Linked DNA regions of Homo sapiens: region 2 is linked to region 1. A link is a loop called in an ENCODE intact Hi-C map of the cell type or tissue named here. Cell type or tissue: heart right ventricle. All regions are shown on one strand.

Region 1 (2,500 bases):
TGTCTGGAGGGAGAGAAAGGAGAGGACTGATGTGTCTGGGGTCTGCAGGCCAGGGGGTGTGGAGGGAAGTGAGGATGTGGAAGCAGTAGACAAGGTAGCCTAGGGTGTTCATGAGCATGCAGAGCTGAAGGAGTCCCTGGTGGTGATGTGCTTCCCTGAATGGATGCATGTAAATATCGGAGATGGATGTGTGGTACATTTGGAGCCCTTAAAACAGCATTCATAGCCAAACATTGAGCAACCATCGTGTTTACCAATAGGACAATGGTGAAATAGTCATGACATAGTCATAGGATGAAATATCATATAGAACTACATATGGAACTTTTAGAGAATGTAAAATAGTGTGAGAACATCCTCACGAGGCAATATTAAGAGAAACAGCCAAGACGCAAACATATTTTATTGTTTATGGGAGGTGGGAATATGCGCAGTGGAGTGTGTGTATCTGCCAGAATGTAATGTCACCCAGCACACAGAAGTGTGTCTGGCATTTACCATGAGTTCAAAACACATTTCACTAAATGAATGTACAAATGAATACACATATATATATGAATGCATAAATGAATATATATATGAACCTATAAATGAATATATATACATTCATGTATGCACACATATGTATTCACACATTTGCATACAAATGGTCAAAGAAGGCAAGTAGATGTGACCTGTGGTTATTTATGAATTGTAATATTCTAAACAATTTTCTTTGCAGGAAGCCTTATTTTTTGCATTTTCCATAATGAATTTGCACCATTTTTATATTTGGGAGGAAAGAGTCAACATTATTAAAAAAATAAGATAGCCTTGGTTCTGATTTTTCAAGCAACCAGCACACATGAAAAGAATCTAATAGTCATGTAGGTCTCTGTATCAGACAGCAAGTTATATTTTCTGGTATTGCTCTAAGGATAGAAAAAAGTTTTACTTTGGGCCATTGAAACAGCTTGATGTGGCTACCTCATGTCCCAGATAGGAAAGGGTTCTGGACCCAGACTCCAGACTCCAAGGGAGGAAACAGCTCATAAAGGATTAGCCGTGGGCACAGGAAAGGGTACTGGTAGTGTGTGTGTGTCAAGCATTTAACATTTCTCTCTCTTGAAGATACAAGTTAAAATCATCCCCAAGAAACTTCTAGCATAACTCTGGATCCATGATGCCAATTAAAAAGTAGTCTAAAAACATCCTTAGTTTCAACAGTTTAATAGATATCTTCAAATGTACGCTCAATGTTGCCCAGCAATCCAATATTTTCCTGGAATGTTTGCTGTGTCCCTTCAGAATGACTCCTCCATACCTTTTCTACTCTCCTTAAACCCCCTCTATGCCTTTCTGCTGCCTCCCCTCCACTGGTGATCATTTAATTGAGGAAATCAAAGCAATCAGCCAGGAGTTCCTTCATCTTCCTACTTCTAACAGCACCAGCTGCTGGCATCTCTACCCTCAAGCTCTGCTTCCTCCTGATAGATGCTGTGTGGCGGGGACCCTGTTTCCTATCAGAAGTCAGCTCTTCCCCTCAGCTCTGGATCTCCTCTCCCCTGGCCTTCTCAAGTATTTTACTTCAAATTTATCTCCCTTTCTTCTGTATCATCAATTCTCTCTCTGTAGTAGAACATTTCCAGCTGCAAAAATCTCTAATATCTCCCATCTTTAAAAAAAATAAACAGAAAGGTAAAAACATCCATTGACCCAGTTTCCCTACAGCTACTTCCTCATTTCTCTGCTTGCATTTTCAGCAAAAGTTTTGGAAGAGAGAGTAGCTCGAAAGTGTTGCCTCCGTTCTACCTCCTATTCTCCCCGCTCTCATGAGGCGTCCCTGTCCAGCCCTGCATGGAGAGTGTCTCCACCATGCTATTAATACCTCCAGGTGGCAGCCCAGGGACCACCCTCATCGCATCATCTTTATTACCTGGACAGCCTCCAACACACCTAAGTACTACTCCCTCCTCCTTGAAACACTTTGCTCACCTGGCTTCTTGCTAGGCTCCTCCTCTAAACCTTAAGAGTGTCCCCAGGGGTCTGTGCTGAGCCCTCTCCTCTACTTTCCCCATGGTGACCTCTTCCAGCCCACAGCTTTAAATGCCATTTCCATGGGGGTGGCTGGCACACCTGCATCTGTCCAGGCTTCCTAGTTAACAGCACGCAGTTAATTTTGCCAGAGCACCGGGAGGAACAGGACATCCTTCCTCAAAGAGCACCACATGCTGAAGTTCTGGGGCTTGCCCTCCACGACACTCCTTCCAACTCTCCAATTCCCTACAAGGCAGGTAGCCCAAGCCCCCTGCATCTCCTGAACCTGCAAGAAACTCTGACCCGGTGCCCTGGCCGCCCCTGCAATCTGTCCTTGGGCAGCAGCCTGGGGATCCTGTGTCGCCTCTGCCTGCCAGCCTCCACTGGCTTCTTCTCCCATAAGCTAGGCCGCTGAGAGTGATGCCAATAAATAGAATTTAAGGCATGTTACAACCCTTTATTAGTTTCTCAAACCAGGAGAGAA
Region 2 (2,500 bases), 78 kb after region 1:
AAACTATTAGGCATCTCTACTTTTCTCTGTTTGTATAGGTTCCTTCTTGAGTCAGTAGAAAACTACCTCAGAGAGCAGTTAAAATGACAATGATGTGTGGTCTGATAACAGCTTTTTTGACAAAAATCCCAAAAATTTACCCTTTCTTACATTTGAGTTTAAGTTCAATTAATTCTGAGCTGACCCGTATAATTCATTTTAATGATTCCTTTGGATTCGCACAATTCCATATAACTCTCGCATTGATCTGCCACCAGATAATAAAATCTGACCAGGAAAAAAAATTGTAAATCATAATTGTAAAATAGTATGGAGAACATAAAGATTGGAGTTGCCATGGTTATTGTAATTTTGAAAATGTAGAAAGCCATCTAGAACCCTATACTATATACATTATGAAACCTGTAAGTATATAATAGGTCTCAACCTTTTATTCCTTAAATCATTTGCTCTAGAGTGACTACAGTAAAGTGAGGACAAAAGTAACCATTCTGAGATAACCTATAATCAAATAGTGCATGAGAATCACACCATACAATTCTCAAGATTCAAGTTAAAGGATGCCTTTATGGGTCAAGCCACTTTTATAAGTCTTCTTGATATTTTTTAATTCAATAAACATTTGTTGAGTATTTACTACATGGCAGACAATATGCTAGACACATTGTGAATTTTACACTAAAAATAAAAATTACAATTGGCTGAAATCCAAGACTGAACCCCTCTATACTAATTTCATTACAAAGCTATTAATATAACAAAGTACCAATGCATTTGGCTGCTTCTGCAAAAAATGAAAAAAAAGGGATTTTAAAAATTAAGTTTTGTCTTGCCTGTGTTCCAACAATCTGCACATATCCATGTGTCATGGCAAGGCAGGGATGGGGCAGCCTCCACTGTGTCAACTGCCCAGGGCCCGATCCACTTGTCCCTCCCACCTCCTTCCTAGCTTCAGACACAAATCCTGTATTGACACAATCCAAGTGGATGCTGGAAGAGTATAAAAACCCCATCCATCACTGTATGTGCTACAGAAATCAAGCACATTGCAACTATTATTGCACAGATTTTTCAACACAGCTAGAGAGAGAAAGGGAGAAGAGTGAGCTATCCAAAGTCTATGAAAATTCCAGTATAGAAAGGAAACTGAAAATAGACACCCAATGCTGTCACGTTACTAACCTGATCAATTTCCATGAGTTTGGGGTAGGCGCCCGGCCATTCTATGGCCACCTTGACGATGTCCGCGGGTGGCGGCATTGTAAGTCCCCAAAATGTTCAAAGCCAGTGGGAATGAGGATCCTACAGCGTAAACGGCCACACGTGTCTATACCTAATGAGGAATGACAGAAAAAGAAAGAGAAGTCACTCAGTGCAGATGCAGGGTGAATTTTGCTTCATCACTTCCTGTTTTCACTGGTGGTTTGGTATGAAAAACGGCTCCCCTTGGTGCCTGGGTGCTGAAGGTGCAGGGGCACAGCCAACGGTACAATGGGCTCCTGAGGAAAGAAGAAAGATGGGGGTGCCCGTGCCAACGCCCTTGAGTCAAAGCCGCCAGGAGACGCTGCCCTGTGGGGCACGGCTTGCGCGAATCTTCAGTGGAAAGAAAGCTGTTCCTTACCACTGAGTTCTGCTCTGAATGGTGCCCAGGGTCTGAATGAGCCAGGCTCACTCTCTGTCCAGACATGCATATAAACGTCTGGCACTCAACAGTCTGAGGAAGGACAGATTGCCCAGGAAGTCATGGTCAGGAAGCAGTGTTTCTTTAAAGTGTTTTCTGTGTGTCACAAACAGATCTCCACACTATAGCAACCAGGATATCATGAAGAAGGAGAAACACCCTGAGAGCTCACACACATGCACACCCATACTCCCTCCCCAAGGTCGGTTCACACAATGCACCTTCGGTGGGGGGTGGGGGTGGGGCAGAAAATGTACAGATGTGGACTGAATGGCATTCAGAACAGACTTTGAATTCTCACTTGAATGAATCGTGCTTCTTACACAAAGGAGGTAACCATTATCCTCTGCTGCCTCTTCCCAGGCTAGCCCATTTCTTTTTTTTTTTTTTTTTTTTTTTTGAGGCAGAGCCTGGTTCTGTTGCCCAGTGGCGCAATTTTGGCTCACTGCAACCTCCACCTCTTGAGTCCAAGCAATTCTCCTGCCTCAGCCTCCCAAGTAGCCAGGATAACAGGGGCCCACCACCACGCCTGGCTAATTTTTATATGTTTAGTAGAGACAAGGTTTCGCCATGTTGGCCAGGCTGGTCTTGAACTCTGGGTAATCTGCCCACCTCAGCCTCCCAAAGTGCTGCGATTACAGGCGTGAGCCACCTGGCCCAGCCCCATTTCTTTTTAAAATTAATTTTTTGTTAACAATCATGTGATACAAACTTGTGTGTGTATGTGTGTTTGTGTGTACAAAGACGGACAGTGTAGAGTCTCTTCTCCCAGTGTCACCCACCTGCCCAATATCTGCGTTCACTTCTTATACTTCCAGT

What was found. Peaks named below come from ENCODE experiments on the same cell type or tissue, not always from the same donor. Only the 100,000 strongest peaks of a DNase experiment are listed, where the experiment ranks them.
Region 2: a loop joins it to region 1, with 7 times the contacts of the local background. A loop is called at or near these places in 1 of 110 quality-filtered maps.

The regions. Positions count from the first base shown.
Region 1 is chr7:37,263,735-37,266,234 of GRCh38, forward strand. The region is part of intron 5 of ELMO1 (engulfment and cell motility 1); the gene reads right to left. Among named protein-coding and RNA genes, the nearest start is that of ELMO1, 180 kb to the right of the region's middle. In heart right ventricle, no CTCF peak of the experiment used is centred here; no DNase peak of the experiment used is centred here.
Region 2 is chr7:37,341,431-37,343,930 of GRCh38, forward strand. It overlaps ELMO1 (engulfment and cell motility 1), which reads right to left. Exons shown (of 22, transcript NM_014800.11): 2 at 1,183-1,333. The coding sequence starts at 1,260. Among named protein-coding and RNA genes, the nearest start is that of ELMO1, 110 kb to the right of the region's middle. RefSeq lists enhancers at 1,328-1,447, 1,688-1,927. In heart right ventricle, no CTCF peak of the experiment used is centred here; a DNase peak (open chromatin) is centred at 1,451.